7 separate regions of the Mus musculus genome follow, and regions 1, 2, 3, 4, 5 and 6 are each linked to region 7. A link is a loop called in an ENCODE intact Hi-C map of the cell type or tissue named here. Cell type or tissue: heart. All regions are shown on one strand. Region 1 has its middle 2.0 kb from the start of Mir760. Region 2 overlaps Bcar3 (breast cancer anti-estrogen resistance 3). Region 3 overlaps Bcar3 (breast cancer anti-estrogen resistance 3). Region 4 overlaps Fnbp1l (formin binding protein 1-like). Region 5 overlaps Abca4 (ATP-binding cassette, sub-family A (ABC1), member 4). Region 6 has its middle 18 kb from the start of Gm34050. Region 7 has its middle 8.7 kb from the start of Gm43568.

Region 1 (4,000 bases), 340 kb after region 7:
GATGAACATCATTAGTGATATGACTTCTCCTTCCTCAGCCTACAACCTCCCTCCAGTACAACGCAAAAGGCTACAATTACTCTAAGACATGGAGGGGCAACAAGGAGAATGATCAGATTAATTCTGAGATTTGGGAGTGGAATCTTGATACCTGCTTAATATGGATTTAGAGCTAGGAAGAGAAGCCCTAGTAAAATAATGAGTTTTAACACCTAACCCGGAAGCCATTTGCTGTGCTTCTCTGTGCTCTTTTGTCTGACCTTGCTAGTTTCCAATGCCCCTTCGGGAGAACAAGGAGAGTACTTGTCTCCATCAGTGGTCCAGAGGCAGTATATCATCGCCAATGAACTGTATTCCTGGAACAATTATTACTAATTGAAATCTTTTCCCAGGGACCAGTAAGGCACTCTGGCTTATCTGGGTACGATGCTTGTCTAGTATGAAAGATCTAGGTCAGTCTGGGCCTTTGTCCAACCTCTTGGCAGCAAAAATGGGGTATAACATCTCACTGGCCCTCTGACTACGCTACTCAGCTTCCCACTGCCTATTGCATCAGGCCGACAATCTGAATCAAGCCTGCTCCAGCTCCTCTGCCAAGCCTGGCCTGCACTCCTGTCTGCCCAGATTATCCTCCTAGCCTCCCCTCCCCCACCCCATACCTCCATGAGGATTCGTTCACCTCCATTTTTCTGCTCTGCTCTCTCCTCCCCGCCCCCTCTGATATCTGAATTACTTTAAAAGTGTGTGTGTGTGTGTGTGTGTGTGTGTGTGTGTGTGTGGTGTGGTGTCAGGGACTAGAAGACAACTTTCAGAAGTCAGTTTTCTCCTTCCAGCCTGCGGGTCTTGGGCACTGAACTTGGATCCGCAGGCTTGGCAGCAGGAGCAGGTACAAGCTAAGAGTTCTCGCTGGCTCAATGTCTACATTTCTTCACCTTTGAAATTTTTATTCTCTTTCCTTTAGTCACATCTTGATGCTTAGTATGGTTTAGTTACTTGCCTGGCTGAAACTCAGCACTTAAATATTTTAGGAAAAAAGTTCCAACTCTTAAATGTTGCTCCAGGTTTTCTCTGCCAAGACACTTGTCTTCAAAAGTCCTCTGGGGTGGTCTACACCCTTGTTTATGGCTGTAGTTGAACAACTGAAAACAATTAGCTGTTCAAACTTCGGGAAAACCTTGAATTTGAATTCCAGTGTTTTCAGGCAGAGGAGATAAGTGGTAGCAGGCTTGATACGCGCTGTGTAGGGCAGGGCAGGGAGACTGGGAGTTGCAACAAGCTTAACTGAGGCTGTGTCTGAACCCTGTTTCTCCAGGACCTGAGAGTTCTGGCTTTCTCGATTGACAGATGACTGCTAACAACAATATCAAAAGCCAGCTGTCACATTTACATTGTGCCAGCACTGAGGTAAATTCCTGCAAGCACTAGTCCTCACAGTACTGTGATGGTTTCTCAGACCAGGAAAAGAAGGCTCAGAATCAAGTCTTGAAAACAAGAGGCAGAGCCAAGACTTGAACATCAGTTCATGACCTCAAACTCCTACCACATATTATATAGTAGTCTGTGCTTATTATTTGGGGATTCAGGCTAAAAGATACTTTGCTCTCAGAGATACCCAATTACAATTTTCTACTTTTCATACATTACCTTATATATGAAATCTATATTTACATTATATTTATATTGCTTCATATCCATAGGCTACATACCTCTCAGGGAATGTGCAGTCCTTGATGATAAATTTATACTTTACCTCTCACAGTAGGCCTGTGCCATACCAAATATTCACCAATGGTACCCTCTAGAGTAAAGCAAAGCTAATAAAAGTTGCTAGCAACACAGCTCTTTAGAGATTCAGGAGAATGCAGACATGCATCCAAGGGCACCTAGAACAATGTAGCAACTTGGAGCTAATCCTGCCAGACAAACGCAGCCCCTAACGCTGTGTATTGGGTTTGAACACCCAAACAGGGTATTGTTGCTGAGTCACAGTTGTCTTGGGGGGTGGCAACTCTAGGGAAGAGCAGAGCCCTCTGTAGGAGGCGACTGTAGCCCATGCTCTGGCTCCCTCTGCTGACAGGGAGAGGTTGCTTTTTGTCCTAGCAGGAGTTCTTGGTTCAGATGTATAATTGCTGTCTATTCTATATTCCCAGTCAGCTCTTAGTTTATAACGGAGAGCAAAACCCCATTAAATTATTCTCTTCATATAGCAACCCAGTACACGTCCTCATTCTTTTTCTAGGATAATACACCTGCCCCTGGAAAAGAGACTCTATAAACCGCTTGTTGGCTGAGAAGCACCACGTTATCTGCCGTACATCCAGCCGTAGGACCTTGTCTTAAATGCTTCACACAAGCATGGTTCCCCCATAATCTCTGCTAATGCTGTCTCAGTCTTGCTGCTCATAGATGAGAATGTTTAGGTCTCAACCAGCGGAAGGCATGAACTATCTCCAACTCTTTAGTTCATTATGATTACCTGCACATCTCTCCTTAGCATATGCTTTATTGTTCCTTCCTTAGAACTTGGAGTATGAGTCACAATCGCTAAGCACGTCCACGACGCCGCAGAATTGGAGATTTTGCACCAACGCTTCCAGGTAAAATTTCTTTGTATTGTTTTCACAGCGAGCATTGAGTGTCTCTTTCCCTACGCGAGCCGTAAACAAGTATTAAGAACCACTGGAGCCCTTGAGATGTCACCAGCGAGTAACATATTGCAGCCTTCAGTAAAGATACTGTTTATAAAGAGCTGGTTTTAATGTATTGTTCTATTTCAAGGGGTATTGGCCATTTTAAGAGGCATAACAATGTTTAAGACCCTTGTTGTTAAGGAAAGTGCTCTTATGGAATGAAATAGGCCTGGCATCAGACAGAACTCTGTCACTGTAGAGGCAAGTCACCAGCAGTGTCATTTCATGCTCTTGGTGGGTATGCCAAGAACGCCAGGCCAATCACTTTCTTTGGGCCCTATTTCAGAGTTGTGTTTGCAAGGAGCAATTCTGAGATGAGGTAATGTCTCCCGACAGAACAAAGAACAGGCTTGCTTGCCGCTCACCATAAAACATAGTAGTTTCTGAGCTCAGCAATCCTCGCCTGTAATGAAAACCATTTTGTGTGCAAGCATGCATCTGGGGCCCATATGCCTTGTTCCTCAGAGAATCCGAGTTCAGGGAACTCATAAACATGCTGCCCCTCTGGCTACTGCTTTTGTCGTCAATAGTCCACACGTGTTCTGTCAATATCGATAAAGCCGTGAAAGATAATGTAATCAGCCTGCAAGGTAGAATAAAGTCTGACTCTTTATAGTTTGCCTCACTAGCTGGGGTACTCCTATGTGTGTGATTTAACTTACTGTAGCTGCGGTTTTCCCTTCGATAATGGGGACGCTGATACTTACCCCTTAATATAAAAATGCCCTTCCCCACTGAGAATTTCCTCTCCCCCTTTAGCGAACCGTGCGAGGCAAAGACCCTATCCTTTGATGGCCAATTCTGCCTGGCAGAGACCACCCGGTGGGCACAGACGGAAGCTGGTTTGGTGCAGAGGTGTCAGCGTCAGGTCGCACCACGCGAGTCCTAAGAAGGCGGGGTCGAGAGAGCCGCACGCTGATTGGAGCCGGAGCCTGGGCTTTTGTCTGGCAGCGGCCGTTGCCTAGCAACTGGGCTTTTATTATTTAGCTAGTTCTCTTCCCTCGGGCTTCGGGGTCGCCCTGATGGAGATGGGGAGGGGATTAGGGAACCGAAGACCCACTCCCTCCCACGCCGCCGCTCAGATTCGCGGCGACCCCGCCCTTCTGAGCAAAGAAATGCGGGGTCCAGCGCTGGCACCGGGCGGGTGGGGGATGTGGGGACCCCGCCATCACGCTCGGCCGCGCGCCCTGCAGCCGAGGCGCTCGCACCCGCGCGATCCCCACCCGCGCCGTCCGCCTCCAGAGGCCGCCCACTCGGACGCGCGTGGGGCGCGCGCGGGCATCGGCGGCTGCGCGGCTCGGCCGCTCCTC
Region 2 (4,000 bases), 130 kb after region 7:
AAAAAAAAACAGCTTTAAATGATTCTCAGTCCCTGGGGGAATGGCTTATTTAACTAACACGACTTTTCCACAATGGTTCAATGTCAGCTGGGAGGAAGCTGGGGGTCACTTTCTATCTCTATGTACAGATTAGCTGCACAGGTCAGAGGTGGCGGTCATCCCTATCTTCCTGGCTGGGCTTGGGGAACACCCACAGGTGATCTCTAACTGCTGAGTTAGAAGCAAAAGTGGCCGGTACAGTCAACTGGGAGGCACAGCGCACAACCAGCCAGGGAAAGGTAGAGGGTGACTTGGAGGCACTTTCTCCCACACTCCCTCTGTCCGGTCTGATTAACTGGGGATCGGTCTAACTACAGGCGGCGGTAGACTGTATTCTGTTGACAGAGGAAGAGATACGCTCTACCAGCCAGGCTGTGATAAACAGGTCCTCCGGAAGCATAGCCCAGTGTCACACAAACCGGAAGATCTTCCCTATGTTTGGAAACAAACAATCAAAACCTTCCAGCAACCACTCAAAGATAAGTAGCAAATTACTAAAGGAAATGACTTTGGAGAAACGTTGGTGGACGTTAGAGGCGTGTCCACCATGATCAACAATCAACCCATCAGATTGTTCCGGGAGTCCAGTGTGGCTAGATAGGTGGGAAGCAGAGTGCCTGAAAATACACACCTTTGCCCAGGGCCCCAGGCTGCCAGGCAGGCAGCAGGTGGCAGTGGGCCAAAGCTGACGTGGGAAAGTCACTGAAGGGCAGCAGGGTAGGGTGACTAGCCCATTAAGGCCACACTGGTCATGGTGAGGTCGCCCTTCCCCCACCTGAAGTGTGTTGGTCGCTTCCTGTGGGAAACTATCCCAGAGCCTCTACATTCCAAAGGCCAATCAGAAGAGCATCTCCCAGACCCTTCCTCGCCTCCCTGCCTGCCCCTAAGTCTGACTTTTGCCTCCCCTGCAGAGAAAAACAGCTCCCAGGAATACCAGCGCTTGCTGTGAGAGTAAACACGGTCCACTTCCTGCACCCTCACTCAACAGCGTCTATGCTTCCAGACCAAGGAAGGGAGCCCCAGAGAGGTTGAAGGTGTCTGCCTAGGGTTGCACAGCTAACCACATGGGAACCAGCATGGAGCCACAGGTTCTGAGTCAGTTGCTGACTAATACATACCAGGCAACAGCTACAGTTTATGTTACTTACATAGTCCTGTATTTCATAAGGCGTTTGCAGTAAAGAAATTATAGTTTATATTTTCTCTTGGCCCAGACAGGAAAGCAGAGAGGCGAATGGACACGCTTACTTATATGAGACACCAGGAGCCGGGGGAGCCAGGGCAATAGAGGGGTCCAGGCTACATCTCAGCTTTCCTCCCCAGCAATTGGCCCTGAAAAGGTGTCTCGTCTCTGGAAGCTAAGTCCTATGCAAATACTGAGCTCCCTTCTCAGCCTTGCCTGTCTATTCTCTGAACACTTCAGCCCAGGAGGCACAGGAGTCCAGTTTCCTCCCTCTACGCTTCCAGTCCTTCAAACCCCATCTGTTTCCCTCCAAGCCAATCCTTTTCCGCAGGGCCAGTCCCTAGCCTCAGCACTGACCCCTGCTGGATGCTGACACACAGCATGTCCACAGTCCCTGCCCTCCCCTTAGTATACTGCCTAGGTGGGCTTTTTCCTCTAACCCTGAAGACCTCAGAAATCGACCCCACCTCCCCCTTCCAGCCTGGGCCCTTGCTGAAGCCTATGCTGGCTCCCCTGCTTCCGTCTCTCCCCACTCTGTGCCTAATGCTACCCAGTTCTGCTTCAGGATCTGCTGTTCACTGTGCCAAACTTTTGTAGCCGGGCAGAAAGCCTCCACCATCAGCGTTGGTGGGGTGCGGTCGGGTTCCTCCTAACCCCATCCCTCCCTTACACAGACCCTCTACTTTAGCCTGGCCAATCAACCCTCCAGGCTCCTCTGGCCCTTGAACGTCTCACATTAAGTCCCTGGAACCCCCTCTTCTTTGCAGTGTCCCCCACATATCCCCTGCTCAGACCCTGTTGTTGTTTTTGTTGTTGTTTTAGTTTTAGAAATGGGGAATCTCATTTTGTAGTCAAGGATGGCTTTGAACTTGGGGCACTCGCCCCATTTTAGCCTCAAAGCACTGAAATTACTCACACGCATCCCGCATCTAGCTCCACCACTTGATTTTGATGCTCTTTAAGTGGGGGTTAATCATGCACACTCGTGACCACTATCCACTGACGGTGAGTGTTCTAAAACCCTCTCCTCCCCTTCGCCTAAGCGAGGCCCCAGCACTCCACAGACCTACCTGAGGAGGTTTCCTCGGGGCAGGCTGTGTTCCCGAGCCTGGATGCTGCTGCCTGTGGTGAGGCTCAGCCTCTTCACCACGTCTGGCCTTCCCTCAGCCAGGCTGCCCTCCCGGCCTCGGCCCGGGGAGGTGCCATAACGCTCCTCCAGACACCAGAGGGGCACTGTCCTATTGATGGGCTGGAAGATGATGGCACCACTCTGTTGGGAGATGGGCCGCCGGTTGCCCACGTAGCAGCGGACCAGCCCCGGGATGGAGTCAAAGCTCTCCATCTCGAATTGGTACTGCACACGGCTGTAGGCCTCGCTGAGCCGCAGGACAGTCCGGTTGATCTTAAAGTGCTGAGCGAGGTTCTTCCACTGACAGGTCAGGACAAAGTTTCCGGGGCTCGACAGGGAGTCGCGAACCAGGAAGTCCCCATCCCGCTGCACAAGGTTTTCAGACACCTGTAGTCAAAATGGTGAATGAGGAGCAGGAAAGGCAAACATATTCACTCAAGAACTTCCAGAAGGCAGTGCTGCTATGTCTGCTGTGTGCGCATGTGCGCGAATGTGTGCGAATGTGTGCGCATGCGTGCAGAGACCAGAGGAGTCTTTCCTTAGGCACAATCGGTCTCCCACAACCCAGGTATCTGCCTCTCTCTGCCTCTCCACTCCATGTATTACCACACCTGGCTCTCCTGATTTTTGTTTTTGTTTTGTTTTTAATGAGGGTTCTGGGGATCGAACCCATATCCTTGTCCTTGCAAGATGACTATTTTACCAACCGGGCCATCTCCTATCACTCCCTTTTTTTAGTCACGTCTTTAGTTTGTTTGTTAAATGACACACTCAAGGACTGTATCCTAGCTGGGTATGGCTCTGCACACGGGTGATCAATGTGCTCAGGAAACTAAGACAGGAGGACTGTAAGTCTGAAGTCAGCCTGGAATACATAATTCATTTGAGGTCATCCCCCTCTCAAATGCAAAACAAAACACCCAAACTATTTATGGACCATCTTCTACATGCCCAGCACTACTGCAGACTCAGGAGACACAGCAATGACTAAGTGTGCTTCCTCGGGGGCTTTGTGGTGTGTGTGTGTGTGTGTGTGTGTGTGTGTGCGCGCGTGCGTGTGTGTATTTGGTATAGCACTCTCGGGACAGACGGCTGCAAGTATGGTGAGTCTGAATATTGTGAAGCTAAGGAAAGAAAAACTTTGGAAGGGAGATGGGCTATTTGGAAGGGTTATTGTTCAAATGAGGGTGGCCAGGAAGATGTCCCAAGAAGAGGACATTTACACAGACTTAGAGAATGTAAAACAGCGGACGAAATGAAGTTGTATGCTCATTGGGTCTGATTTTTTTTTTCCAAAGGGAAGAGGAAGAGGCTATCTGGGTCTGGGTCCCCTAATCATCCTCCTCAGATTTCCGTTTACAGAGCAGGATGAACCCAGGGATGGCATGGTGGATTCTGGACAAGCTAGGAGGCTAGGAAAAAAAAAATACAAAGACATTTGAGGTTTCCTCACCCCACAAAGTTATTGTAAAGATAATCCATTTGCATATGAGAAATAGGCAAAGCACGAGGAGTACAATGCCTGTAATGCAGTGGACAGCCCCACAGGTAGCCACTATGGTGCTGATGTTGCCAGCCATCCAGTACATCATGCTGGAGCCTGACCACCTAGGTTTGTATTCTGCCCCAGCTGTGTGACTAGACAAATT
Region 3 (4,000 bases), 160 kb after region 7:
TTGTGTATCACAGTAAATGTGTAATATGTACAAGTCTGATCTCAGCAACCTCTTGGCAGCCACACATCTGGGGAGTGCATCTAGAAAGGCCATGGCGGTCACCCACATCTCTCTACCTCATTTCCTAGTGTGTGATGTTCCCAAGGGCCAGAATTTCTGCTGAGAATTCTACCAGTGTCTCGTTTAGCACACTAGGAGGGGGGCATCATTATCACCATGGTCTGGGCAGCAAGCAGTAGTTCTTAGAATGAGTAATGAGAGCAAGCCAGAACCTGCTTTATCTGATGTGCTAACAGAAGCATCACACCTGACTGCCAGGACCAGAACACTCTAATCTAAAGCAAATCCAGGAGGCAGACCTCCCCTCATCCAGTGACAGATAGTCCAGCAGCACAGGTTGAGGGTTCATCCGCAATGTCAGGGATACTGGACAACATATAACAGTCAGGGAAGTGTAGCTCATAGATTGGGGATGCTGAGAACAGAATCTCTGGACCAGGAGGCAGCAAGCCTCAGGTGTTGAGCACAAGCCAGGAACACCTCTCTGTGTATAGACCTCCTGTGCCCTTGGTGGGGAAAGGCCGGATCCGAAGGCTCTCTGTGAGAGACTGCATTGATCGGCAGCCAATGTCTTCACTTCCTTGATGGCTGCCAAGTACAACGATGTCTTCAGAAGTGACATCTAAAAGGTCAATATTTTCTTTACTTGGTGCCTAGGGTGAGGACAATGGGTTGTTTTTGCCAGTGTTCAAAGGCTAGTAGAATGCCACCAACCCCCACCCTGTCCCTGTGCACCTTACGGCACTCCTTCCAAAGTAAGTGGGAGGGCTGGGTGGAGGAAGGGGGAGGTACCAGGGTGAGCAGCAGGAATGGGTCTGGAGAGTCTGGATCATTATCTGGAACACTGTGTCTTAGGGCTGGGTCACTTGCGATAACAGATGTAGAAATCTTTCCAAGGCCACACAGGTGATAATCAGGTGATACACAGCTCTCCCAAGGGCCCACTTCTATCTCCTCTGTCACAGTGGCCACCACGAAACTATCCAGCCCATAAATAAACCAAAGAGAGTGAAACTGCAGAGAGCTGTGTACAGGTTTTAAGAAGATGGAAAAGGGTATGGGGAGGAATATCTGCAGAGTTTAGCAGTCATGTGTCAACACAGTATATGTGTATCCCAAGAAGACAGAGATAATTAGAAAAATAGCCTACTATGATCCTAAAACATTTATGGGGAAAAGTGTAAATACCAGATGGTGGTGTTGGAAATATGATCATAACAAATTCAAGAGACTAGTGAGAACGAAACCGTCTTTTAATATATAATGCTGCAGACAGGGAGACACAGCAGAGAAAGGGCAGAGACGACTGGTACGTTGATTTGGCATAAGAGGGCATCTTTAGAAGTTCCCTGACTAGGAGAACTTCCTGTCCTTTTCTCCCATTGGCTGGACTGACGAATAAGCCTGCCCCTTTTCTGATGTGGGCTCAGTCACTTAGCAGACTTCCTGTAACCTTACAACTCTCAGAGCTGGCAGCCCTAGAGAGTGGGGGTGGGGGAGTGTCTCCTGCCTCCTGCTTATCAGTGACTGCTTGTTGACAGCGGACCTAACAACCTAATTCAGTGCTTCTCAATAGCTCAGTTACTAGATAGCATGTGTCTTCACCCTTGCGAGCTGGATGTGTAATCCAGTCAGAGTACTGGACAGTGAGCTGTCTGAGGGTGAACATATGACCAACCTGAGATGAACCTGAGAGCTTCCCTGGGATTTTTCAAACTGGAATTGAGGAGGAAGCTCTCCTTTTCCTTTTGAATGGGAAGACCGGAAGGCTAGGCTTCCACTGTGTGATCCGTGCACAAAGCTGACCTGAGAAAACACAGCTTCTGCGCTGAGAGAGGCAGACACAAGAGACTAGCAGCCCTGGGGTGTTCTACTTCCCAGAAGGAGCAGCAGCAAAGACTGCTCCACCCGGGCCCTTCCCAGAAGGAAGTTTACTACTTTGTATCAACAGGTTAAGTTTACAGGATCGCTTATCCTGAGATTCAAATTTGAGATTAACCCAATCACCGGACCCTTTATCAAGCTTGGGAGTAAAGGAGATGGAACAGTGTGTCCTTAAAACTTGTTTTCCTAAAATGTTTTCTTAAAATGTCAATGACAATGAAGTTGAGCTTAAGTTCAAGGTGTTGGCTAGCACACCGTGTTGGGCACACCGCTGCAGGCTTGTGTGCCATCTCTGCGTCTGAGAGACGCTAAAAAGGAGCCGACACGGGCTGACGCTGCATGAAGCCATGTATATGATTTTCCCGGTTAATAACAGGGCTCTTCGCTGGTGCGTCAGCAGCAGGTGGAAATGAACGGTCTTCCTCAGTCTACTCCAGGGACTTACATGTGGAAGAACTGAGTTGTCCTGAGTTTTCTGGGATAGAGAAGACATGGTTTGCCTTTAGGGAGGAGAAGGAGATTGGAACTAGGATGTTCTGTGTCACTGAGTAGGAGTGTGACCTTTGAGCCATGCACAGCACCCTCCCAGCCTAGGCGCAACTGTGAACCAACATCTTACAACTTCCCCTTAGCAGGCCCTGGCATGATCTACTATCTTAAAACTTCTTGAGGACATTTTTAAATTTATTTATTTTTATTATATATAAGTACACTGTAGCTGTCTTCAGACACTCCAGAAGAGGGAGTCAGACCTCATTACGGATGGTTGTGAGCCACCATCACAACCATCACAAGCTGGGATTTGAACTCTGGACCTTCGGAAGAGCAGTCGGGTGCTCTTACCCACTGAGCCATCTCACCAGCCCCCTGAGGGCATTTCTTAAAGGCCGTTTGGCTATTGGACCAGATTCAGAGATCTTGCAAAGCCACCCACTTCCAGAAGCCAGGAGCCCCTCTGGTGGTCAAACCTAAGAGGAAAACTTGAAGGCATGAAATTGACACCATCTCCACACACATTCAGATCCCCCTTAGATGTGTTCTGCAGCTGGGGTTTCAGGGCTTGGAAGCCCCGGTTTTCAGTCGTCAGGGCCTTTGGGGAGTTCCTTCTCCCTCCCACGGCTTTCCTTATGCCCAGCTCCGAGCTCCAGCTTCCACCCTGCCTCCCGGGTACAGCTGTTAGAATGACTTTGAAACCATCTCTTCTTCATAGTCACCACAACATTCAGCGTGACGACGTCTAAATATAATAGGGGCCCAGGAAACGCTGAGCGCTGTGTAGAGATTCTCAAACTGAAGTCCACAAACACCTTGGCAGATGGATGTATAAGAATCGTGCACATGTATTTCTGGAGATGTGGTTTTTATTCATCTTAGATGTAGAAAAGTAGGGAACCTATCCTCTGCTCCCCAAATAGTCACCCACACAGGCATGAGAAATGGCACAATACCCACCCCCAACACACACACACACACAAAATGAGCCAGCTTTGCCATCCTCTGTTTGGATTAGAACTTGTGACAGAGCTGTTAACTTGATACATTCTAAAATCACCTGGGATGAAAGTCAGGATTAACGAGGTTTGGCAACATTGGGTTGCTCTGAGACATGTATGTCTCTGGGAGTCTCTCTTCCATTTTTCGAGTTTTATTATTTATTTTTATTTCATGAGTGTGGGTGTCCTGTCTGGATGTATGTTACGTATATGTGCCGCATGCATGTAGTGATCACAGCAGTCCAAAGACGATGCAAGATCCCCTGGATCTGGAGTTAAGGCTGTTGCGAGCCGCTGTGTGAGTGGTGGGAACTGAACCTGAGTCTCTGCCAAGGGCAGCAATCACTCTTCACCGCTGAGCCATCTCTCCATCCCTGGAGGGGACTGTCTTCATTAAATTAATTGAGGTGGGAGGCCCAGCCCACTGTGGACAGGACCACGCCTTGGATTTGGGTCCTGTATTGTATAAGAGTAGAGAGAAAGTGGGCATGTGTGCATTTTTTTATCCTTTATCTGTTCTTGGACATGTTGTGACCAGCTGCCTCAAATTCTTGCCTTGATTT
Region 4 (4,000 bases), 72 kb after region 7:
ACTAGAGATACTTATCCAGTAAGTGGGGTTTGGAGAATAAGGAAACAGTTATCTTGGGAAACTATTTGCTTGAGAGGAGAGAACTAAGATTGTGGTTTTTGAATGTTTTAATGGACTGGATTTCTCTGGCCCTCCTTTTTTTAACATATGAATACAGAAGAGCAATGACTACTTTATAGGAAGTATTTCTTCTAACTCAGTAGTCCAGTAATTCTGTACGCTTCTAACTGCAGAAGAAAAAGAAAACCTTATAGAACAGACTTAGAAAACATACTGCATACTGTTTACTTAAAATTCCCTAAGGTCCTTTATAATGTGGATTTTTTAAAAGGTTCTGTTATACATAAACAAGGTGTCCACATAGACACTATAGTCTTGTTTACTTGATATGCTCGATTGAAAGACTTTGCAGTATAAGATGAACTTTTTAAATGTTCAGGTTTCCAAGTGATTGGCTCTTAGCTAGCATTTTTTTTTTTTTTTTTACAATAGATAACTGTAGTCTTTAAGAATTGTGCTGAAGAAAGTTTTGTGTGTGTGTGTGTGTGTGTGTGTATTTAATATGTCTAGTTGTGCTTGTCAGAAAGGCTTGAAGACTGAAAATGTACAAGTTCATGCAAGATACTGTGGTGTTTCTTCATACTATGCAAATCTTTGGCATTTTGAAAGCTCGTGCATATATTTGCTATGTTTTTATGTTTTCCTGTTAAAGTGAATATTTAAAACTTAGATTCTATTTTTATTTAAGTGTCAATGATTTTTAATCACCAATGCTGATTTAGACTTCGCAGGTATATTAATACTCTGTTTTCATTTTCTTTGTAATTGGTTTCACCAGGACTTTAAGGGAGGATTTTTAGTTATTAAAATTTAGTCAGTGGCATCTTTAGTATCTGACATCTAATAAGTATGCGAGAGAGTGTCTATTTTCATTTGCACAGAATAACATACTCCTATACTCAGGAGGTGCTGGTTCCTCTAGAAATGGGTGCTGACATAAATCTGTTTACAATATGTGCTGACTCGCCTTTAGAACAATTGGCAGTTATTAAGAAAAGTTACAAAGGTTACAAAGTAAGACAGAACCATTACAAAAGTTAGGTATTTCAAATAATGTATTTTTTTCAGTCATGAACAATATTGTGAAAAAGTAAATTCAACCCTAGTCAGCCCTTTACTTTTCCTGGTCCCTCTATGTTCATAAGTAGATATGACATGGCTTTTATTTTTTGTGGAGCCTGGAGTCCAGTGAAAGAGACCAGCGTTATTTATATTTAATATGTAGAAGCAAATATAGCACCCTATTTCCTAATTCTTTTTCTTTTTAGTCAAAACAAAATTATAGAAACCTAATGTGTCCGAAATAGTTAAAGGGAGCTCTAACAAATGGGAAATGAGGAACGTGAAACAATTGAAGGAAGAAGTTAGAAGAAGTCACTACTCCCAGGATGAACAGTGACATTTAAAAGGAGGGCAAAAGAGAGTAGCCCATGAGGTAGATCTTGACAGAGTGGTCAGAACTTAAGGAGATTAATGTTAGATGCGCCATGTTGCAGTCAGGAGGCACCAGGTGACAACTTACAGTTTCCTAAGAGCAGAGCTCAGAAACAGCAGCTCCCTAGTCAGTCGTGGAGTGGCTTCTCTAGTGCCCCATGTCCTCTGTGCTTGCTTCATCGCAGTGTGCTGTTTCCTATTCTTCAGCGTGGCTGCACCCAGGGGCAAGGAAAGAGGAACATTTCTTTCTCACTGTTCTTTTTTAATCAAGGACATAAAACTGGCAGAAGACCCCAGCAGACTTCCTCCTAGGTGCCTTTGATGAGCCCATGGCAGGAGACAGGGACAGCAAACCACAGCAATTAACAGCCTCTGTATTGAAAGCAGGTTCTGCTGTGGAAGAAGAGGGAATAGATGTCATTTTCTATATTGTATAATTATACATGGGGAAAGGAATATTTTTAATTCATTTGTACTTGTGATTGCTTCACTGTTCCAAGAAAAGTGTATGTTTTTCTACAAATAAGATACATAATATAAAACACCTGTTTGTTACTATTCTCAATTTGTGTCAACCCATAGCCACTGGACCGCAGTGGGATTGTGTAAATACAAAATACTCAAGTCTTCTGCTTCCTTTTTCTGAGTAATTCTCAGAACACAGATCATAAAGCATTTTCCAGGCACAGACTTAATAGAGGCTTTCTCTGGGGATTCTTACAAACTCGAGTCACAGAGACGGGGAATTACACAGGGTTTTTCCAAGGAAACTACCTGGCTGCTTCACTCCAGAGAGAAAGACCAGGGTTAGCCAGCCCCACCTAGAGTGTACTTAATGGAAGTTTAAAATAAGAACATACAAACAAGGATTCCTAGACAGTGAAAGAAAATATCAGTCCAGAGACCACAATAATATATAGAAGAAAAAACAACTTAGAAGAAACAGCAACTATGAAAGGATAAAGAGATTAAAAAAAAGAATATCCAAAAATGGTATTAATTTTCTCTGTGGAATAGAGGAAATGCTATATCCATGGAAATAAAGGTAGCTACTATTAAAATTGAGGGTGTAAATAAGAAAAGAACTTCATATAGGGAGAAATAAGAAGTCCATGAGAAAAAGACAAAATTGAAGACATCTTTCAGAAAGTAAAAGTAACAGAGGTTAGAAATACAAAACAACATAATAAAATTAGAAATTTTCAAATTTTCAAAATAACCATGCTAGATTTAAAAAAAGATGGATAAAAGTAAGTCAAGGAAAACAATGCCTTCAAATGTAAAGTCATGAATTTCTGGAGGAAAGAATTTGCCAGCTTCCAGTGCTGTGAGCTATCAACACTTATCCTCATGAGAGCTGGCAAGGTGGCTGTGAGCCGGTAGCTGGCGGTGGAAGGAGCTGGCTGGCTCCTGCACGTGCACCCCTGACCTCTGAGGACACACCCTTCGATGGATATGTAAACAATGCTGTGACCTCTCTTAAAGAGCCGTGTGCACGGCCTCTCTAAACTCTTAGGAGAGGTTCCAGATTCCTAGGAGAGAAACAGAGTTAGTCACAGCAGCAAAGCAAGGCAATAACAAAATAAACATGTCGTTTACAATGAATCAGGGATTAGAGCAGGATTGAGTGTATCTCAGCCTACTTATACACAAACCAGAAAAACATAGAGTAGTACTTTTACATTTCTGAAGGAAACTGTTTCCAACCTTATACTCAGCCACTTAAAAGTGGTGGTAAAGGGCTGTCCCAGTGGCGTGGAGTTCAGAAAGCATAGACATGGTGGCCGAGGATGGGATGGGATGGGTGGTAACAATAAAAACATTTCTCACCTCAAAAATGATATTTTACAAACCTTCTTGAAAGCTACTGTTGAATGTGGTCCTGCAGAATGATAGTGAGCCTAGTGTATCCAGATAGCAGAGGTGCAAAGATTATAGGAAAGGGAAGCCCCAAGAAAACAGCTATAGACTGGGATAGCTGGTATGAGTTCAAACTTATACACATCAGAAACCATTAGGAGAAAATGAAATCAGAGAACAAAGTTGATAGATTTAAATAATGTGGGTTGAATTAGCAGTAAGTGTTTATTGAAAATTAAACTTGTGTGCATGTGTATATATTATATCTCAGTTGTAAATAGCTTTTAAATTTTAGCTTTTAAATTTTTTTTTATGAATGAAAAAATTTCCTACATGTTTTCATGTGCACATGTGTGTGCCTAGTGCACTTAGAGGGCAGAAAGGGGTGTCAGAACAGGAGTTACTAAACCACAAGTCAATCTTGTGGATACAGAGACCCAACCCAGGTCCTCTACAAGAGCTGCAAGTACTCTTAACTGCTGAGCTATCATAAATAGCTTTTGTAAAGTAATAGTAATTTGAATTAGATAAAACTCGGATGTGGTGACACATGTACCCTAGCACTCTGAGGCTGAGGCAGGAAGGTTAAATGTTCAAGCATAGGTTGAACTACACAAGTGAATTCCAGCCCAATTTGGACCACATA
Region 5 (4,000 bases), 500 kb after region 7:
AATTTCCATAATGCAAACTTGCTACCGAGCCAGGTTTGGCGTGTTTGTTGTTTATTGAGTTAATGAATAAACTCACCCTCTGCTTTGATTTTTGGATGCTCTTTTTGCTCACGGCCAGCTTGGCCCCGCCCTCCTGGCAGCTGCTTGTACCATCTGCTACGCCCTCCCGCCCTTAGGTCCATCTATCACCTATCCAGACTCTGGTCTGGGAGGCAACTGTAAGTACCATTAACATTAGACAGTCTGCTTCATTTGAGAGCCACAGACCATGTGGAGACTACATCACACTTCCTTAAGGGTCTTTCTGGTGGATGCTTTTGCTAACCTGCCTGCCATTCATTTGTGCAGGGGCTGCTTGATGGCCTTCCAGCCTAGGCCGGGCTTGATAAGAACAGCTGCAGAGCTGAGAGTTCTAGATAGCAAAGTGTCTGTGGAGGTGTTCAAGGGTGGTGGTGACAGGTGATAATGAGGGTGACAATCGCTGTCCCCAGCTAGTGCCTGACCTGGCAGGGACCCAGACATGGGCCCTTGTCTTTCCCCTTTCAATCTCCCTTGGCTTCTCTTTCTTTCTTCCTCCACTTTTTTTTTTAAGATTTTTTTTTTTTAATGTGCATTGGTGTTTTGCCTGCTTGTAAGTCTGTGTAAGTAAGGCCAGATCCTCTGGAACTGGAGTTACAAGCAGCCACCACGTGGGGGCTGGGAATTGAACCCTGGTCCTCTGGAAGAGCAGCCACTGCTCGTAATGCTGAGCTCTCTCAAGCTCTCTCCCTCCATGTTTACTCCTCAACTCCCCTCCTCTTCTCCCCACCCCCTACAAACTTTATCTTTCTTAACTCCTTAAGATATAAGGCTTCCTTATTGAATACATTTTTTGTGACATTTGCAACAGTGCCTGGGATAAACTTCGGCTACTTATCTTAAACAGAGAAAGAAACAAAGCACTTAGCCTTGAGTTGCCCCTTGTGGGTTCACACCGCAGTTATATCTTCTGCTGTGAGACCCTCACACTCGGCTGCCACCTCACAGTCAACAGTAGGAAACTGACTTTCTGGCACGGTTGATGTCGTCACTAGGCAGCCAAGATTACAAGTGTGACGGGGTCACCTACCTGCTTCTTATGAGAGCAGGGTACGTTTTTACCAAGTAGTCGGAGATGTTCCTGTTCGTGAGGTCTTGTAGGACTTCAGTGCTGCGCTGTGTCCTCTGGGGCAAAGAAACAGGGTCAAGATCTGGGGAATGAGACCTTAGAGTTTGTGAAACTGCTGTTCTTATCCAAAAATTATCATCGACTCGGATGCCAGGAAACACTCAAGGCAGCCCTGACGGCTTTCCAGTTCCTGCATCAGTGATGTGGGGTCACCATTGATCCCCACCCCCTTTTTTCCTCAGTCCATCCATCACCAGAGAGCTTAAATGCAAACTCTCCAACACATTTGTCTTGTCCATGCTGATCCTGTTACCCCAACCTCAGCCACCACCTAGACCTTGCCTAGACCTTTCCAGAACCTTCCATATTGCACCCACGACTCCGCCCTTGAACCTCCACATTCTGTTCTGCACCCACTGTCAGACTGAGTTTTATAGATAAAAATCATCTTCCCTTCATCCCGTGCAACTGCACAGTGCTCATCACTCATGAAACATCGCTTTGTCTCAGTCGACTCAGTGCCCCGACACTCTCCCATGTATGACATCGTCTCTGTGAAGGCAGAGGCCTTCTCTGACTTGTTGGCTTTCATGCCCCCAGTACCCAGCATGCAGCTATCAAATAATATATGATACCCTGCTCTCATAAAAAAATCTAAGAGTGGAAGGTAATCAAGAGATTCGAAGGGAATTCAAGAGTGCTAGATTCTGGCCACCAGGTGGCAATGTCACACAGTGTTAAGTTTCTTGCGTTAGTGGATGTCGTAGGTCAGTCAGTCCAGGACCTTGGGGAAAAGCATCCACTGTGTAGATTGCCACACAGAAGTGGCTGACAGGATTCTAGGTGGTATTAAACCACCATCAAAATGAAGTTATTTTTCCTGTTTTCTAGAGCCCTCCCCTCCCCCATGTGCTCACGCGTTCATCTAATCCTCCACTAGGTCAAGTGGCAGCCCCTGAGTGGCCGCAGTGTGCCGGGGACTGTGGTAGGGGCTCTGCAAGTGTGATCCCACCCCTGCTGCTTTCACAAAAGCCAACTTTACCAAGAAAGGGAAGCTAAGAAAAGTGGACCAGCTTGCGTGTGGCTGGGCTAAGATCAGATCCTGCATCTGACCGTACGTGCGTCTATTACCTGTTTCTCAAATTGGCCTGAGTACCAGGGTAGCAGGCTGCAACAATTGCAGATGCCTGAGAAAGTTTGTGAGGAATTGTTTTCTAAAACGTCTACCAGACATAACATTCCCGCTTTATCTCTGTGTAGAGTAGAAGTCAGGGTTGGGGCGCATCCATATCAAGACCCCGTTGAAGAAATGTTGGAGCAGGAAGGGACATCTGTAGCTCTGACTCTCAGAGTCATTGCCTCTCTCACTTTTCCTTCACCTCCTCTGGACTAGCTCTTTCCTTCTGCTCTTACTCCTGGCTAAGAGGGAAGGTGCTAAACGAGGGTGAGTGGATGCGAACACATGTATATCTATGTGTACATATGTGTATAAGCATGTGCATGCACTTTTTTGTACAGGAGAGGTGTCTATTACAGAGATGGGACATTCAGTTTTGCTCAGGAGATGTGACTGCTAATGAGGAAAGGCAGGGGTGACATACACTTGCAGACTTGCTCTGCCTCTTCTAGGACTTCGAGCATCTTCCTAAGGACCATAGGCCAAAGGTGCTCTGAAGGTAAGTTTCTAAGTGAGACAGGCAGCTGTGAGGTTAGAATTCATTTAGGAAATGAATTCCTGTGCATGGAGGTCTGATGGTTTCCTTTCTCAGCCCAGATCCTAGGGAGTCAGGGATATCTGCAATGTGGCAATGTAGCTGTCACCCAAAGGGACAATCTATTGCCTGAGCAATATAAAGAGCAGGATTGACCCAGGACCCCTTCCTTATGAGCCAGCAGCTGTGATACATGCTATGGTAAATTTAGTTGTCTCATTATGTCTTCTTCCTGATGCTATTGTTGTGGCTTTCCCCACGGGCACAGACTATGCAGAAATCAGGTGACAGCCCCCAGTCTCTGTTGATGATGGGTGCTGTCTGTGACAGCTAAGTGGAAGGGTTATGCAGTCACTCTGGAAGTCTTCCCTGCACACACCTGAACCATCTGCTGCGTCTTTTTCTTCATTCCATCTACTCTACTGCCTAACAAGATCATTTCCCACACTCTACCTGGAGAGTTGGAGACCTGTGGGGCTCAGGACAACAGAAAAGAACTTCATAGCCACCCATGTTAACTTTCACACAGCTGAGAGGCAACCTGCATCCTGGCTCAGCCACGGTTAGGTTAGGATTGCCATCATTTGAGCTGCCTCTAGTCCTACATAGTTCATGACCACATTATTTTTTTGAATTCTCATGATAATGCTATAATTAGGTGTTGCTCTTCTCAACACCAGGAAAGAAAATGAAGAAGGCTTAGAGGCTAAGAAACAAACCATGCTTCCCTAACTCCCATGCCTGAACCCTTCTCTTACAACACATGGACTCTGGGAATCATCCACTCATTGAGAAATAATAAGAGAAACCATCCAAGGCAGGCTCTGTACAAGTAACCAATCAGAGAAAAAGCCAGGCTCTCCTGCCCTTGAAGGCACTCCCTAAAGCCTCCATGGGGATTTGTCTATAGCATAGAGCTCTAAACAAAGCACTGCTCAGGTATCATCAATACCACTCTTGAAAATGATAAGTTGCTGGCTGTGTGTGTTCATGTGTGTTATGTACATAATCCTTAGGCACATAGCTTATTTCCCATCCTTCCTGCCCTATTCCACCCTAGCCCTCCTCTCTTCTCTTTGGAAAGCACAACTCCTTGGCTGCTCCAGCTGGGCCAGAACTCCGAAGATCTCCACAGATAGCG
Region 6 (4,000 bases), 750 kb after region 7:
AATTAGATTGTTCATGCACTTAAGCTGCTCACAAGCACTTTTCTTTTTATGGTCTATCAATAAACAGAAGAGGGAAGCTACCATCTTGGAAGAAGCCTGGCAGTTCTCACTAGCAGGGCACGGACACAAGCCTGAAAGCTCATTTTCTACACGAGTCTGAAAACTGCCCAGCATCCTGGAACCACTTTCGCAGGGCGAGCCGAGAAGCTCCGTGGGTCCCGTGTGCACCTTCTGTGGTCACGGCCAGTTGAAATCCGGGGGGGGGGGGGGGGGGGGGAGTGCCTAACCTGTTTTCAACATGGTCCTCTGCGGAACTCTCTGCAGTATAAACAGCCAAGGTTTTGGATGGTCCGTTGGGTTAGTTCCCGGTGTGATTAAGACTCCCCGTACTTGGCATTTCTAAGCTATCTAGTTGATTGCTTGTTCCTCCATTTACTTGTCGAGTGACCTTGAAAACGGTTTAACTTCTCAAATTCTCCATTTACCTATCTGTCAAATAAAGGTAAGAGACACAAACCCGTAGAGTTATTTGAGAAGTACACGTGTCACGGGGCTTCCTCTCCCCTCCGCTTGCTTTCTTTTCTCTTCCCCTTCCCCCTAGATTTCCTAGCAAATTTGGAAGAGATGAAACCGGGCTCTTTCAAACTTCAAAGTCACCCTTAAATTTATTCTTTCCGTAAATGCAGATGTGAAGGCTGGCAGGTGTTGATCGGTTGGGAGAGTGCTCGCCTACTGGGCATGAAGCTCTGCATCTGGGCCCCAGCTTGGTGGAAACTGGTCACCATGCCTTATGATCGGGGACTCTCAAGAGGTGGAAGGAAGCAGGGGAGTGAGACGTCCAAGGTCATCCTTGGCTACAGAGTGAGCCAAGATACATAGAGAGATAGCTATTAATAGATGGATAGATAAATGCGTACCAACAAATGTGACCAAGTGCGGGTTGAAAAGAAATTCCGAGGAATTCTTACTATTTGAATGGATTTGTAGTGGAACACTTGAAAGACTATGAATTCCTTTCTCCTCTGTTGTTCTCCCCAACCCCCGGCCGTGTGTGTGTGTGTGTGTGTGTGTGTGTGTGTGTGTGTGTGTGTGTGTAGTGTAGTAGTGTCTAAGAGGAGGTTTCCCCATACTGCCCAGGCTAGGCCTGAACTCTAAGTTTCTTTTCCCAAATGCCTGTCATGAGCCACCATACCTGGCTTCATGATCCCCACAGCTCTGCACACTTGGTGCGTTGAGTGGCTCTCAGCCTGAGTGTTCTCTGGGAGGAGGTTTGGGTGAGTGTTCGCTGCAGGCCAGCAGGCTGCTGAGGCTCCACCTCACAGCATTAGCCTCAGGGTGGGAAACAATGGGCGTAAAGGTTTGCTGATTGATCTAAGTCACTTATTTGTAATTTAGTATGTAAAGATCCTGCTGTGAGCTTTCCTTTGAATGTAGCCAGCCCAGGACTTAAAGGAAGCTTCTCTGCTTCATTCACTTCCGTTTGACCTCTCCACTGCTCAGGTGCAATGGAAAAGAAGCCACAGCCAGGAAAGACAGATTTCTTCATGACCACCCCTTAACACAAGGTTTCTTTAAAGCACATGCCAAGAATCCCATTTTTTCCCCCTACAAGGTGGGCTGTTAATACTCCACTGGTGTACTGTCATCATATCTTTGTTCAATCGTTAAAAAAAAAATACATATGTTTATCCTGGGGTGCAGGGCACGTTTGTGTCACAGGACACTGTTGGTTGTCAGAGGGTAACTGTGTGAGTTGATTCTCTCCTTCTCTTTTGTGTCTAGATCAAATGCAGGGTTGTCGGGCTTACAGGGCTGCTGGCTCAACCTGCGGAACCATCTTACCGGCCCTTTCTGTCCATCTTTACTGAGTTAATAAAAGCAGAAAACTGTTCTCTCTAATGCCTATGATTAGTTGTAGAAAAGGAAAAAAGTGATTTGATCTAGGTTTCAACGGAAATGTTTACAGTTGACCTTATGAACTGCTCATGCTAAATGGAGTAGCTGTAGTGTTTTTAGTATCCTTAAAAGGAAAACAACAACAAAACAACAATAACAAAAACCTGCGATGGAATGGCTCGCTTATGTGTTCAAAAGGAATCCTTTGGCGCCATCTTGTGGATATTTTGGTGTAACGCACGAGACCAAACTCGGTGGTTTCGTTAAAGTCTTAAAAGAAATCTTCCAGCGCCCTCTTCTGGCACATTGCAGAACAGCGAGAAAAAACGCAGCGCCCACAAAAATCTTAAACCAGGGCAGCCCAACACCTGCCCTGTGTCCTTGATTGATTGATTCATTCATTCATTCATTCATTTTGGATTTTCGAGACAAGGTTTCTCTGTGTAGCCCTGGCTGTCCTGGAACTCACTCTGTAGACCAGGCTGGCCTCGAACTCAGAAACCCTCCTGCCTCTGCCTCCCAAGTGCTGGGATTAAAGGCGTGTGCCACCTTGGCAGGATTTCTCAACCCTGACACTATTGACATGCGAGGCCTGATGGTTCTTGTTTCTGGGGACTCTCATGTGCACTAACCAGTAATTAACAGTATGCCTCCGTAACACTCAAAAAATGCCCCCTCCCCTCCCCAGTCCACAGAGACTGAACCCCCAACCAAAGAGCAAGTGGGTCCTCTAATAATTGGGGCAGGGGTCTGTCTCTGACTTGGACTCTGTCACCTGCCTTTGGATCTCTTTCCCCTAACTCGGCTGCCATCTCTGACCTCAGTGGAAGATGTGTTTAGTCCTAAAGTGACTTAATGTGCCAGGGTGGGTTGGTACAGGGAGTGGGGCTCCCTTTTTCTAGAAGGGGAATGGGAGAAGTGGGAGGGAGGGTGGGACTAGGAGGAGAGGAAGGAAGGGGGCTGGAATCGGAATGTAACATGAATAAACAAACAAACAAACAAATGCCCCCTCCCCCATTGCTAGATGGATGCAAGGCAGAGGACAATGGGGAAGCCTGAGAAAGGGTACACACCGTGAAACAGTTGGATAAAGAGCAAGTTAAAGTAATGTTAGAATTTATATAGCTTTCACTTTCCTTATTGTTCTAAAATGGGGTGTGTGTGTGTGTGTGTGTCCAAACATGAAAAGCTGTCTTTACAAAGTTACAGGATCACTGCCTAGAAAGTGCCACAAACCCACCTGCTGACACACCTCTCCAGCTAGGAGCATGCCGCTCACAACCACTCTGATTCCTGTACAAAAATCTATCCTGAGTGTCCCTGGCTTTTATGGTTGCACCAAGAAATATGAGTGTCCCCAGGAAATTAAGACACTTCTTCTTATGCCTTTCAGCCCCATCTAAAAATGTCTCCTGCTCTTCTCTAAGTTTCTTCTCAGTGTTTGGTGTTACCTCAGTATTTCTACCTTTTCTTTTGAGATCCATCATCTTCTAAAAGCCTTCAACAGTACCCTCACCAGGGCTGATGTGGAATCCTGTTATAACAATACAACCTGTGTGGTTCATATTTTATCTCCCTTGGCTGTCCCTTCTACTCAATTCCCCCTTTGTCATTACCAATAATAGTTCATTTATTGCATGTTTCCCAGTCATCTAATATATATCCCAGGCACAGTTTTAAATGCCAGGGATAGAAAGTTGACCCCTCCCCCAGACCCTCCTTATGTAGTCCAGTAGTAAGACCAGAGAAATTATAATGTGTTCTGTACAGCAAGTGATAGAATGAGAGGGTTAGTGAGTGTATAAGGGAGTCTGAAAGAGGAACTAGGTGGGAGGAGAGTTTGAAGTAAAGGTTACAATTAATCTGGGTTAATTAATTGAAAGATGAATAAGAGTTTGCCAGGCAATGAAATGGCGACAAAAACCCTGTGCAGTTGAGAGTCCTTTCTCTCCCCAGCCCTTACAATCCTTGCATAGCCTCCACCTCAGCATCATCACACACAGCCTCTACCTCAGCACCATCACACACAGCCTCCACCTCAGCATCATCACACACAGCCTTCACCTCAGCACCATCACACACAGCCTCTACCTCAGCACCATCA
Region 7 (4,000 bases):
TCACTGTGGGGGCAGGGCAGGCTTTGAGGTTTCCTAGACTCAAGCTCCACCCAGTGTGAAACAGTCTCTTCTGCTGCCTGAGAATCAAGGTGTAGAACTCCTGGCTCCTTCTGCACCATGCCTGCCTGGACACAGCCATGCTCCTGCCATGATGATAATAGACTGAACCTCTGAACCTGTAAGCCAGCCCCAATTAAATTTTATACTTTATAAGAGTTGCCTTGACCCGGGCGGTGGTGGCGCACGCCTTTAATCCCAGCACTTGGGAGGCAGAGGCAGGCAGATCTCTGTGGTCTACAGAGTGAGTTCCAGGACAGCCAGGGCTAAAAGAGAAACCCTGTCTCGAAAAAACAAACAAACAAAAAGAGTTGCCTTGGTTGTTGTGTCTGTTCACAACAATGAAACTCAAACTATGACAACAAATGAGCACAGGCTATATAACATGTTGGTCCGGCTAAGAACACATGTATGAACAAGCATGCACAGGCAAAAATGTAGTGGTACTGGGACATGGCATGTTTGCTACAGTCACTTGGCAGCCCCAGGGCATAGCAAATGAACAGGGCTGCCCAGGCTGTGACCTGGCACCACTGAAACGTGGCAAACATGCAGCAGGTACACCTGGGCTGCCACATGGCAGCTCGGTGTCCTGGCAGGCATTTGACAGGTTTGCCCAGGCCACTGCATGGTAGCAATGAAACACAACAGGCATGCAAACAGGCATAGTTAGGCCATCACAGGGCAGAGAAGGGACAGGGCAGGAATACACACAGATTGGGGAGCACTAGAACACAGCTGGAGTATAACAGGTGAGCATATCCCCCATGTGGCAACGCTAAAACATGGCCGCTCGTGAACACAAGATCCTGTGCCACCGCAGGGCAGCACTGAGATCTGGCTCCCGTGAGAACAGGTGAGTCCAGAACACGGCACGACACTACTGGGATGTGGTACACATTTGAACTCCAGTGGCTATTCTGCCACGGGGTGGTGCTGGGACTTGGCAGATGTGTACATAAGGAATTCTTCAACATGGTGGCACGGGGAAACAGCATGCATCCCAACAGGCATTATACTAAGACATGGCATGTGTGACAACAGGCATGCCTAGACCACCCCTTAGTGACCCTAGGACACAGCAGGCAGGCAAGTAGGCTACCCAGGTCACCATGTTGTAGCAATGGGACACAGCAGTCATGCAACATGCTTGCCCAGGGCATCACACTGGTGGCCTAGTAACACAGCAGACATGCAAACACAGCAGGCTATGAAGTGGCAGTGCTGGGACATAGCGGGCTTGCAGCCAGGCATTCCCACACCACCAAGTTGTGGCACAAAGATATAGTAGGTCTTAGTACAGATATACCAAAGCCCCCACATGTTGGCCCTGGGACTCAGCATGCATACAAACGAATGGCAGCATAAGAACACAGAGCGCATGTGAACAGGTGTGCCCAGACAGCCTAGTGGAACACAACACTAGAACACAGCAGGCATTCAAACCTGCATGCCCGGGTTTTGAGACATAGCCAAGTATGTAAACGAACATGTACAGACCACCAGGTGGCAGCACTGAGACACACCAGACATGTGAACAGGTAAACACAGGCCACCAGGTGGCAGCACTGGAACACAACAAACAAGTGACCAGGAATGCCCAGGCCATCACTTGGAGATTCTGGGTCCGTGGAAAGAGTGTCAATAGATGAGCTTGCTACCACGTAGAGGTGCTAGGAGGCAACTTGCAGGTGAACCTGATCCCCTACTTTGCAGTCCTGGAACAGAACATGGTTGTCAAATGCACTGCAACACAGCAGAACTGGTAGGTGAGATTCACGAATGTTTGGGCTTGCCCAGACTTTCACAGGACTGAGACTTGACAGGCTTGTGGACAAAGGTGCCTGTGCCAACACATGGTGTTGCTGGAACACTGCAGACTCCGGAACAAGTATACTCATGACGACCCCTGGTGGCACTGGGAAATGGTATGTGTCCCAACAGGTGACCCTAGGTTGACAATTGGAAGTTTGGGGACACAGCGTAATTAAGAACCGGAGTGACAGGCGGGTGAAATGGCTCAGTGGGTAAGAGCACCCGACTGCTCTTCCGAAGGTCCGGAGTTCAAATCCCAGCAACCACATGGTGGCTCACAACCATCCATAATGAGATCTGACTCCCTCTCTTCTGCAGTGTCTGAAGACAGCTACAGTGTACTTACATATAAATAAATAAATCTTAAAAAAAAAAAAAAAAAAGAACCGGATTGACGACCCCATTACTTGGTGACTCCTGGACAAGGCAGGTGTGTGAAAGTCTATTCTTGCGGTGTCCTGTGGCTGTCCCAGGGCATGGCATGTGTGCAGACAGGCCAGTCTAAACCACTCTTGTGTCCGTGCTAGAACCTGGCCGGTGTGTGAACAGCATGTACAACCCACTAAATGGCAGCACCGGGACACGGAGCATGTGCAAGCAGATGTGGTTAGGCCATCAGGTGGTGGCATGCAGGGAACATGGCAAACATGCAAACAGGCATGCACACAGTACTCCTGGAACATGGAAGGTGTAAAATCAGGTATACCCAGGTCACCAACTTGCAGCACAGGGACATGGCAGACATGAGAACAAGGGAACCCAAGCCATCACAATGCTAGAACACAGTTGTTGTGCAAACAGGAGAAGCTGTGTACTGAGAACTGAAGCGTCAAACTCTGATCCCGTCTGGTTATCACAAAGAATAACTTCACCTCTAAGCTAAGATGTATGGAACTGTCTGGAAAGTCTAAAATTCTTTTTATTTTCCTTAGAGGAATTTAAAGAAATTATTTTGTTTGAAGTGTTTGTAGATTATGCTGTCTTAGACATTACACTGCAGGGCTAATTACTGTCCTCAGAGATGGGATTAATATGCCTTTGTGACTGACCTGGCTCAAGTCCTTGAAGATGTTATCATCTAGATTGGGAAATTCCAGTGTACTGACGTATTCAAAAATAGACACAGATTTGGAAGGCCATACCCAAGACTCTCAAGAAACAGGAAACACATTAGCCTACATTGAAGGAAATTAAGTTATAAAGTTCAGAAATAATTTTAGGGTATGATACCTCTTGTTTTAAAGTCAGATAATTTGGCTTTTAATTTTAGTATTTATTGTGACAGGTGTGTACCATGGCACATCTGTGGAAGCCCAAAGACAACTTGTGGGAGCCGGTTCTCTCCTTCCACCTGCTGGCACCAGAGAGTGAACTTAAGTTCATGGCTTGGCAGCAAGCACCTTTAATTCCCTGAGCCATGTCACCTGCCCACAGCTAGGCATTTGCAACTACAAATACCGAGCCAGCAAAAGATGACTCAGCAGCTAAAGATGCCTGCTACCATGCCTGATAGCCTAACTCCAACTCCTAACTCCAACAGTTGTCCTTGGAATTGCATGTTGTGACATGCATATGCCACACAACACACACAATAAATTAATAAACACCCTAATTAATTAATAGAAATTTAAACTGTGGATCTTACTATTAAATGTGTGGAAACAGGATTCATGTTTGGCTGACGACCATCCTTTCCTACCGTGAGGAGAGGGGAGTAGCCCATAGGGCGCCCAGACATATTTACATGCAAAATACTCATACACACAAATTAGTTAATTTTAAAAAGTAACATGGACAGTGATAGGGAACACACCTGATGTCAACCTCTGGACCCAACATCAGCATATATGTGTTCACATAGACTCATATGTGTATGCATGTGTATTCCTGACAGCCACTCAGCAGCTCACAACTCACAGCTAGCTATAACTCCAGTTCCAGGGGATCTGACACCCTCTTCTGGCCTTGACAGACACATACATGGTGAAGAAACAGACATGTAGGCAGAACATCTGTATACACAAATTAATATATATATGGTAGATATATACACTATATATAAATATACATATACATGCACATATATATAGCTTGTCTGATGTAGTAGGGCACACCTTAATCTAAGCAT

What was found. Hi-C counts contacts between places; a loop is a spot of excess contacts. Peaks named below come from ENCODE experiments on the same cell type or tissue, not always from the same donor. Only the 100,000 strongest peaks of a DNase experiment are listed, where the experiment ranks them.
Region 1: it touches region 7 in a loop (9-fold over the local background); 23 of 42 quality-filtered maps call a loop at or near these places.
Region 2: it touches region 7 in a loop (10-fold over the local background); 18 of 42 quality-filtered maps call a loop at or near these places.
Region 3: it touches region 7 in a loop (4-fold over the local background); 16 of 42 quality-filtered maps call a loop at or near these places.
Region 4: it touches region 7 in a loop (3-fold over the local background); 4 of 42 quality-filtered maps call a loop at or near these places.
Region 5: a loop joins it to region 7, with 2.6 times the contacts of the local background. A loop is called at or near these places in 2 of 42 quality-filtered maps.
Region 6: it touches region 7 in a loop (25-fold over the local background); 16 of 42 quality-filtered maps call a loop at or near these places.

What each region holds. Positions count from the first base shown.
Region 1 is chr3:122,293,733-122,297,732 of GRCm38, reverse strand. It overlaps Gm40190. Among named protein-coding and RNA genes, the nearest start is that of Mir760, 2.0 kb to the right of the region's middle. In heart, a CTCF peak has its summit at 2,088 (motif pointing left); a DNase peak (open chromatin) is centred at 3,622; H3K4me3 peaks cover 948 bases; H3K27ac peaks cover 1,054 bases.
Region 2 is chr3:122,506,864-122,510,863 of GRCm38, reverse strand. It overlaps Bcar3 (breast cancer anti-estrogen resistance 3), which reads right to left. Exons shown (of 12, transcript NM_013867.3): 5 at 2,293-2,738. Among named protein-coding and RNA genes, the nearest start is that of Gm34349, 29 kb to the right of the region's middle. In heart, a CTCF peak has its summit at 1,587 (motif pointing left); DNase peaks (open chromatin) are centred at 213, 763 and 1,583; H3K27ac peaks cover 1,650 bases.
Region 3 is chr3:122,471,790-122,475,789 of GRCm38, reverse strand. The region is part of intron 3 of Bcar3 (breast cancer anti-estrogen resistance 3); the gene reads right to left. Among named protein-coding and RNA genes, the nearest start is that of Gm34349, 6.4 kb to the left of the region's middle. In heart, no CTCF peak of the experiment used is centred here; DNase peaks (open chromatin) are centred at 759 and 1,519; H3K4me3 peaks cover 779 bases; H3K27ac peaks cover 238 bases; H3K27me3 peaks cover 2,743 bases.
Region 4 is chr3:122,564,413-122,568,412 of GRCm38, reverse strand. All of the region lies in intron 5 of Fnbp1l (formin binding protein 1-like), which reads left to right. Among named protein-coding and RNA genes, the nearest start is that of Mir7657, 25 kb to the right of the region's middle. In heart, no CTCF peak of the experiment used is centred here; a DNase peak (open chromatin) is centred at 1,682; H3K27ac peaks cover 355 bases.
Region 5 is chr3:122,138,894-122,142,893 of GRCm38, reverse strand. Abca4 (ATP-binding cassette, sub-family A (ABC1), member 4) reads right to left here. Exons shown (of 50, transcript NM_007378.1): 31 at 1,109-1,203. Among named protein-coding and RNA genes, the nearest start is that of Gm40138, 14 kb to the right of the region's middle. In heart, CTCF peaks have their summits at 683 and 1,857 (motif pointing right); DNase peaks (open chromatin) are centred at 433 and 1,893; H3K27ac peaks cover 2,369 bases; H3K27me3 peaks cover 905 bases.
Region 6 is chr3:121,883,244-121,887,243 of GRCm38, reverse strand. No RefSeq gene overlaps it. Among named protein-coding and RNA genes, the nearest start is that of Gm34050, 18 kb to the left of the region's middle. In heart, no CTCF peak of the experiment used is centred here; DNase peaks (open chromatin) are centred at 1,233 and 2,163; H3K4me3 peaks cover 443 bases; H3K27ac peaks cover 1,837 bases.
Region 7 is chr3:122,636,433-122,640,432 of GRCm38, reverse strand. No RefSeq gene overlaps it. Among named protein-coding and RNA genes, the nearest start is that of Gm43568, 8.7 kb to the right of the region's middle. In heart, a CTCF peak has its summit at 1,583 (motif pointing right); a DNase peak (open chromatin) is centred at 1,612; H3K4me3 peaks cover 287 bases.